Linked DNA regions of Homo sapiens: all the other regions are linked to region 3. A link is a contact called in ENCODE Hi-C or POLR2A ChIA-PET data. All regions are on one chromosome and are shown on one strand. Each heading gives the region's core, a stretch centred on a gene start or an enhancer-like site at or near the end of the contact. The rest is flanking DNA. Distances are from core to core; before and after follow the strand shown.

Region 1 (2,717 bases), core at 188-2,687, 650 kb before region 3:
TATAGGCATGAGCCACCGCACCTGGCCATTAACCCGTTTATTGTTGTTGTTGTTTTTTAAGACGGAGCCTCACTCTGTCGCCCAGGCTGGAGTGCAGTGGTGTGATCTCGGCTCACTGCAACCTCTGCCCCCTGGGTTCAAGCGATTCTCCTGCCTCAGCCTCCCAAGTAGCTGGGATTACAGGCGCCCGCCACCACACCCGGCTAATTTTTATACTTTCAGTAGAGAGGGGGTTTCATCACGTTGGCCAGGCTGGTCTTGAACTCCCGACCTTGTAATCCACCTGCCTCGGCCTCCCAAAGTGCTGGGATTACAGGCGTGAGCCACCACGCCTGGCCTAACCCGTTTCTTAATCCATAAAATGGGAATAATATTAACATTCCCTTCACAGAATTGCCCTGAGGTTATAGAGATAAGGTGTGTAAGGAACCTAGCACACAGAAGGCTCTCAGTAAATAGCAGTTATTACTATCATTTTTATCATGTTTCTTATTCTCATGTCTCAAACGTGACCCTCCACCAAAAGTTCTTTTATAGCAGAGTATAAATAATGGAAAAAAATGATATATAGCTTTTTTGTTTCCCCTCCAGACAGTGTCTCACTGTCACCCAGGCTGCAATGCAGTGGCGTGATCATAGCTCACTGCAGCCTCAAGCCTCTGGGCTCACGCTATCCTCCCGCCTTGGCCTCCCAGTGCTGGGATCACAGGCGCGCGCCACCACGCGGGGTCCAGCCTCTCTTCTGAGTGCTGCACATGCATTAATTCATGGAATCCTTACAGCAACCCCTTGCAAGGAAGAAAGCTGTGACTCAGAGAGGTTGAATAACTTGTCCGAGGAGCTCAGCCATGAGGCGGATCGGGGATGGAAACCCAGGCCGTGGGCCCTGCGCGGTTACAGGCATTCAATCCTCCAAATGTCCCCAGAGTGACTAGCGGCCATCATTCGGCCCTTCTCAGGAGGAAAGCGAGCGAACACCTCACGCGGCGACGGCCTCCCGGAGCTGAAGGGGTTATTCCCACTGAGACGCGGTCGCCTCCGCTCCTAGAGAGGCCCACGGAGGGCGCCGCACTTCCGGCCTGGGTCCAGCTTTGGCTCCGGCTCCCGCTCCTGACCTGCTGCTTCCCGGGCTGGCGTCCGGGCCGGCGTCCGGGCCCAGGCGACCGGGGCCTCCGAGCTCAGAGGCAGTGCCGAGGACCGAAGGAGGGGAAGGGATTCCCCAAAGGCATCCCTGACTCCCGAATTCCAGCAAGGGAGAATCAGGCGCTGGGGAGGCAAGGAGAGGGCCGCGGCTCTCCTCGGGGGCCGCGGGGCGCGACTCTTCCAGGACCTCGGCTGCTTTTCCCAGTAAAGCCCAGGCGGCCCGAGGCTGGCCGAGGGAGCGACCCTCTCCTGCCTCTTCTGGAAGGGCCGCTTCCCCGCCCTGCTGTAGACCCCGAGCTCCCTGGGGGAAGGACCCGCTCCTTCCATCCTCCACCCTCCCGAGCACCAGCCTGGGAAGGAGGGGATCCCAGTTCCTCCTTAGAGGCGACTCCTTTATCAAGTCTGATTTAGACATGGGCTCGTCCAAGGTCGTTCAGCAGCGAGTAGCGGAGCTGGGGCTGCACCGAGGAGCTCAGGCCCCACTCCGTGTTGCGGTCAAGACCAGATTTTGGGGTCAGCTTCTCAAACTCAGCACTACCAGCACCAAACTAAACTACCTGGCCCCTCCTCCCGAGAGAGGGTTCATTCTCAATCAAATCGGAACCTCAGTTTTTCTCTCCTGCTTTCCGTCCGCTTCCCTCGTCCTCCCTTGACCATACTTTTATGCTTCATCTTTTCCATCCAACCCGTCTTTCCAGCCCTCCCTCAGCCGTACTGCCGCAAACCTGTGTCGTTGCAACAACCTGCAACCTTGCCTGCCTCTCCCTTTTATTTCACGTGAAACTCCACTACAAGGAGTCCCCAAATCCTTGCCTCAGGCCACCCCTCGTTCCAAAAATACCTTTTAGTGATTTACTCACTGCCTGTGAGTTCAAGTCAAAACTCAGCTTGGCATTCAAGACGATTTGAAACCTGGCTCAAGCCCACCTCTCAAGAGGATTTGAAACCTGGCTCAAGCCTACCTCTCTAACCTGATCTATCTTGGTTCCCTAAGTAGAGGTCACAGATTGGCAGATGCAACTGGGAAATGTGTTTCAACTGGCAAAGAGTGTTTCTTTTCTTTTTCTTTTTCTTTTTTTTATTGGAGCCAATGGCCAGGCGCGATGGCTAAAGCCTGTTATCCCAGCACTTTGGGAGGCTGAGGCAGGCGGATCACTTGAGGTCAGGAGCTCGAGACCAGCCTGGCCAAATGACGAAACTTCATCTCTACTAAAAATACAAAAATTAGCTGGGCATGGTGGCTTATGCCTGTAATTCTAGCACTTTGGGAGGCCGAGGCGGGGGGATCACGAGGTCAGGAGATCGAGACCATCCTGGCTAACACGGTGAAACCTCGTCTCTACTGAAAATACAAAAAAATTAGTCGGGCGTAGTGGCGGGCGCCTGTAGTCCCAGCTACTCCGGAGGCTGAGGCAGGAGAATGGCGTGAACCCGGGAGGCGGAGCTTGCAGTGAGCCGAGATCGCTCCAGCCTCGGCGACAGAGCAAGACTCCGTCTCAATTAAAAAAAAAAAAAAATACAACTTCAAACTCTTGAAGTTATATTGGGAGAAGTAGTTTCCCAAAGAAAGGACA
Region 2 (2,700 bases), core at 60-2,559, 740 kb before region 3:
ATTCACTGCAAACTCCGCCTTCTGGGTTCACACCATTCTCCTGCCTCAGCCTCCCGAGTAGCCAGGACTACAGGCACCCGCCACAAAGCCTGGCTAATTTTTTTTTTTTTTTTTTTGAGACAGAGTTCACTCTGTCGCCCAGGCTGGAGTGCAGTGGCGCGGTCTTGGCTCACTGCAAGCTTTGCCTCCCAGGTTCATGCCATTCTCCTGCTTCAGCCTCCCGAGTAGCTGGGACTAAAGGCGCCCACCACCACGCCGGGCTAATTTTTTGTATTTTTAGTAGAGACGGGGTTTCACCGTATTAGCCAGGATGGTCTCCATCTCCTGACCTCATGATCCGCCTGCCTCGGCCTCCCAAAGTGCTGGGATTATAGGCATGAGCCACCGCGCCCGGCCTACGCCCGGCTAATTTTTTGTATTTTTAGTAGAGTCGGAGTTTCACCGTGTTAGCCAGGATGGTCTCGATCTCCTGACCTCGTGATCTGCCTGCCTCGGCCTCCGAAAATCCTGGAATTAAAGGTGTGAGCCACCGTGCCGGGCTTTTTTTTTTTTGAGACAGAGTCTCTCTCTGTCACCCAGGCTGGAGTGCAGTGGCGTGATCTGGCTCATTGCAACCTCCACCTCCCAGGTTCAAGCGATTCTCCTGCCTCAGCCTCCTGAGTAGCTGGGGTTACAGGTCTGCACTACGATGCCTAGCTAATGTTTGTTATTTTTAGTAGAGGCGGATTTCGCCATGTTGGCCAGGCTGGTCTCGAACTCCTGACCTTAAGTGATCCGCCCTGCCCCCGCTTGGCCTCCCAAAGTGTTGGGATTACAGGTGTGAGCCACCGTTCCCAGCCTGTTTGTTTTTTGTTTTTTTTTAAATGGTGATGTTTTTGTCCTTACTGTCTTTGAGTAGAATGGTACTGCTGATTGATCCCTGCTTGGATTTCTTCAACTTCATATTGTTGGTGTTTTCTCTCTCTGGTCTTCTTTGGCTCTTCCTTTTTCGCCCAACTTTTAAATCACAACATCTTTCAGCATTCTGATCTTTACTTTTTTTGTCTTCTCAGTCTGCATATCTCACAGGCCTACTCATTCCTAAGGCTTTGACTATTTCTTATGTGATAAAGACTCTCCAGTCTGTACTAAAATTCCTTGACTTTCTAGATCACTTGACCTGTATTTAAATTTCTGATTTGCTATCATTAATTGAGAGTTCCTCTTGAACTCAACACTGTTCTAAGCTAGACATCTCTGGCCTTATAGCCTGTTATTTCTACTTCATCTTGGTCAATCACTATCATTCGGTAAACTAAGCTAGAAAACAGGAAGTCGGCCGGGCGCGGTGGCTCACGCCTGTAATCCCAGCACTTTGGGAGGCTGAGGCAGGCGGATCACGAGGTCAGGACATCAACACCATCCTGGCTAAAATGGTGAAACCCCGTCTCTACTAAAAATACAAAAAATTAGCCGGGCGCGGTGGCGGGTGCCTGTAGTCCCAGCTACTCAGGAGGCTGAGGCAGGAGAATGGCATGAACCCGGGAGGCAGAGCTTGCAGTGAGCCAGGATTGCGCCACTGCACTCCAGCCTGGGTGACAGAGCGCAACTTTGTATCAAAAAAAAAAAAAAAAGAAAACAGGAAGTCTTCCTTAACTATTACTTTTCCTTCATTTATCTCTGTTCCTTTACTTCTTCCGTGTCACTGTAGACATTGATGACTGTGTCCTATTAGATTTTATCTTCTGAGATTACAGATTTGCCTTTTGTTTTATCTCCTGTCAAGGCCACAGTTTTTATTCTCCTCATCTTCTAGATTTATTTGCATCATCTTGTAAACTTAACAATTACTCCTCAAAATCTAGTTTGAGTTTTCTATTCTGCGTAGTTGGTCTGCCCACAGTGCTTCCTTATATCACTTCCTGTGTCATGGTATCATTTTGTGTCTGTCTCCTTCAGCAGACAGCAGATCCCTTGAGGGCTTGCAGTTGACTCATCTTTGTGTGGTTGGTGTCTGATATGGTGTGCCGTATGACTCCATTAGTGTTTGCTGAGGGGCTTAGGCTGGGGCTCGGTGCCTGAGTTCTCCTGTTTAGCCTCCAGCTTAATTTGCTTTTAGGTTTTGAGGCCTTTTTTACTGCGCCGAGTTAAGGTGGATGTTGAGAAGCAGATGCCCAAAAAGTACGAGCATGTTATCCGCTGCAGGCTCTCCAAGCGTCAACGCTGTCTCTATGATGACTTCATGGCACAGACCACGTAAGGGAGGAAGGAGGGTGGGCCCTGGGACTCGAGATTGGAGTGTAGGTGGCTGTTAGGACGTCTCATTTATTTTTCCTCTTTCCCCAGAACTAAGGAGACACTAGCCACAGGCCATTTCATGAGCGTCATCAACATTTTGATGCAGCTGAGAAAAGTTTGCAATCATCCAAATCTGTTCGACCCTCGACCGGTTACCTCCCCTTTCATCACCCCAGGCATCTGCTTCAGCACCGCCTCTCTGGTGCTAAGGGCCACGGATGTCCATCCCCTCCAGGTAAGTATGATTCCATTAATATGAAATGTAAAGGTTATCGGCATTACTCCAACCATGTACCTCTTTTCGTTAGACTGGGGTCTGACTTTTGCATCCTCATGACTCCCCTATCATTCCCTTAGTTTTATTGTACTCTAGCCATGTGACTTAACGATGGTTCAACTTAATATTTTTTTGACTTCACTGTG
Region 3 (2,700 bases), core at 45-2,544:
CAAGGCACTTAGAGGCCTTCTCACCCATGTGGAGCGCAGGTGCTGCAACAGGGTGGAGCCAAGGCTGAGACTCTTGCCGCAGTCCCCTCAGCGGTAAGGCTTTTAGCGGTGTGAGCGCGCTGGTGCTGGATCAGGTTGGAGCTGACGCTGAAAGTCTTACCACACTAGGCACAGGCATAGGGCCGAAGCGATGGTCACACTCGGGGCAGGAGTACGGCTTTTCACCGGTGTGTACCCAGTGGTGCTTAACCAGATCAGAGCCACATCGGAAGCTTCTGCCATAACCCGGACAACGGTAAGGCTTGTCACCAGAGGGGCTGCCTTGGTGGTGAATGAAGCCGGGGAGGCAGGCTGTGGTCAGTCCACATTTCCGGCACTCGCAGGTTTTGGGGCTTGTAGACGGTTGCTCTTGGCAAAGGCTTCTTCCTCCCCAGGGCTAGAGCCTGACCATTTTCCGGGCGGGCAGCTGCCCCGACCACACCAGGAAGGGCTGCTCAGGCGGAGCCACCTCGCAATCCAGGGGTGACCTGGGGGCTCCCCGGGACGCGAATGTCCCGCTCCCCCGCCGCCCCGCCCCGTCCGGATTCTCCCTCGCCTCTTCTGGCGCGGCCGACTGCGCTGCGAGTGAAGAACTCCCCGTTTCCTAGATGCCAGCTCCTGAGCTCACGAGCACGTCCAGAGCGGAGGACACTCGGGACACCGGGGTCCAGCTCCGGAAACGGAAAATTCCACAAGCCCGTCACTCTAGGAAGCGGCAGCGAACGTTCTCGGTAGGTTTAACCCTCTTCTTCCTCTGACCGAGCGAGGGCTCCCCGTCTGCGGCGCGGTCAGGACCCCGCACTTTCGGCCCGGCTCGGGGTTCTCGGAGTCCGTCCCAAGGCCGGGCCGCACCACCGCTGGGGGGCAGCGAAGCGAGCCTAGAGGAGAAAAGGCGGTCCCCGCCGAGTGCACGCCGGGGGCGGGGCACGGCACGAAGGCTCCGTGGTCGGACTTCTGGGCTGTTCGGAGGCCCTGGCCCACCTGGAGGGCCCTGGAAGAGTTTCCAGCGCTTCCCGAGGTAGGCGTGAGAAGCTCGACGCGGACCACATCTCCCTCATGCACCGCCCGCACGTCCCAGGATGCGCTGCGATTAAGGTACTGCCGCGCCTCGTGTGCAAGGACAGACTTCCGGGGTCGAGAACTACAACTTCCGACTTGCATCACTGCGGTGGCGCTAAACAGCGTCAGCGAGGCGGTGCCCGACGATTTCCCTGTCTTCCAGTTCCGCTCCCTGGGATCAGCGGCGAGAAGCGGGGCGGAGTCTGAGGCCCGAGCCAAGATGGCGGCTGCGAAGCCAACCCTCACGGACTCGCTCTCGTTCTGCCTCGCGCAGCTCGCGGCGGCGGCCGGGGAGGCTCTGGGTGGGGAAAAGGACCCAGCGACCAACGAGACACCCCTGAGCCGCGCGCTCCTAGCCCTCCGCACGCGCCACATCAAGGCAGCGGGGGGAATCGAGCGCTTCCGGGCACGCGGCGGGCTCCGCCCCCTACTCGCGCTGCTACGGCGAGCGGCTGCAGCGGGTTCCGCCCCGTCCCAGGCAGGCCCCGGCTCCGCCCCCTCGTCGGCCGCGTCGGGAGCTTCTAGCCCCGCCCCCGCGTCGGGCCCCGCCCCCTCCGCTGTGTCGTCGTCTAGTCCTACGCCGCCAGTGCGCCTGCGCAAGACGCTGGACTTGGCGCTCAGCATCCTAGCCGATTGCTGTACGGAAGGGGCGTGCCGGACCGAAGTGCGCAGACTCGGAGGCATACTCCCTTTGGGTAAGTGCTCCGCCCCCGTTTCCTAGAAAGATTAGGTTTGCAACTCCCTTGCTCTCTAGACCCGGGCAGTCTGGAGTTCTTTGTGTCCTATCCCGGAATAACGTGCTTTGTGATGGCGCATCGCTCCTGTTTCTCAATCTGTTGTGCCCCGTGACGTCACTGCACTCTCTATAGATGAGAGAGAGCCCTCCCAGACCAGATAATTGTAGCCATTATCTAGGAATTGGTTGTTGAGGACTTCTTTCGAAGCTGGACTAGCGGAGGCCAAAGAGTTATTTGGTGATTTTTTCAGATGATTCTTACCGTCCAGTTATGATGTTCATAGCAGACATTCAGTGCCCAACTATGTGTCCGGCCCTGTGCAAGGTTCTGAAGCCCCACTGATGAGCTGGAAGGTGTAGTGGTTCAGAAAGGGAGATCTGCAAAAGTCACCTAACCCCTCCGAGGCTAGGATTCCTTGTAAAATGGGGCAATAATAGCTACCTAAAAAAATCAGAGTGGGGAGAAAACGAAGTACAAATATGGCACGAATATGCAAATATTCTAAGCATGATACGTATTTCAAGTTATTAAAAACTAGCATAAGCTGGGTGCAGTGGTACGCGCCTGTAGTTCCAGCTATTTGGGAGGCTGAGGCGGGAGGATCCCTTGAGCCTAGGAGGTTGAGGCTGCAGTGAACAATGACTGCCTGTGAATAGCCACTGCATTCCAGCCTGGGCAACGTAACAAGACCTCGTATCTTAGAAAACCAAACAAATCAGTAGTCGCTTAGGAAGCAGGAAAAAATAAATAAAAATAATTAAAACCAGCACAGTAAGAACAAATCCTAGCAAAACATAAGCTTTTCTGTTTACCAGCTAAATTGGTGCCTCCTAGTGGCAATGTGTGAAAGCAGTTTACATGTCAC

The links. A loop is a pair of places that touch in the nucleus more often than their neighbours do. ChIA-PET counts read pairs that join two places held with the same protein, here RNA polymerase II (POLR2A). Pooled maps may share reads with other maps.
Region 1: a loop to region 3 is called in a pooled map, with 4 times the contacts of the local background. The contact joins the enhancer-like site here to the promoter of ARMC5 in region 3. A Hi-C loop is called at or near these places in 1 of 168 maps with a recorded cell type or tissue (chondrocyte), 1 of 37 single-sample maps with no recorded cell type and 6 of 50 pooled maps. POLR2A ChIA-PET finds 5 or more read pairs at or near these places in 5 of 52 experiments (Caco-2, PC-9, Panc1 and 2 more).
Region 2: POLR2A ChIA-PET joins it to region 3 with 13 read pairs in activated naive CD4-positive, alpha-beta T cell. The contact joins the enhancer-like site here to the promoter of ARMC5 in region 3. POLR2A ChIA-PET finds 5 or more read pairs at or near these places in 2 of 52 experiments (HEK293 and activated naive CD4-positive, alpha-beta T cell).

Annotation. Positions count from the first base shown.
Region 1 is chr16:30,804,539-30,807,255 of GRCh38, forward strand. The region is part of intron 1 of LOC124903679 (a long non-coding RNA gene); the gene reads left to right. Among named protein-coding and RNA genes, the nearest start is that of ZNF629, 19 kb to the left of the region's middle. RefSeq lists silencers at 910-969, 1,110-1,199. Within about 2 kb of position 1,438, at least 36 of the 41 ENCODE cell types and tissues checked have a DNase peak (open chromatin) inside an H3K27ac peak, as active enhancers do; they include PC-9, where a contact is called at or near this core.
Region 2 is chr16:30,713,968-30,716,667 of GRCh38, forward strand. SRCAP (Snf2 related CREBBP activator protein) reads left to right here. Exons shown (of 34, transcript NM_006662.3): 17 at 2,099-2,235; 18 at 2,326-2,512. Among named protein-coding and RNA genes, the nearest start is that of SNORA30, 4.8 kb to the left of the region's middle. Within about 2 kb of position 1,310, at least 12 of the 41 ENCODE cell types and tissues checked have a DNase peak (open chromatin) inside an H3K27ac peak, as active enhancers do.
Region 3 is chr16:31,458,207-31,460,906 of GRCh38, forward strand. It overlaps ARMC5 (armadillo repeat containing 5), which reads left to right and starts at 1,295. Exons shown (of 6, transcript NM_001105247.2): 1 at 1,295-1,793. The coding sequence starts at 1,319. RefSeq lists enhancers at 425-965, 964-1,303 and a silencer at 1,494-1,843.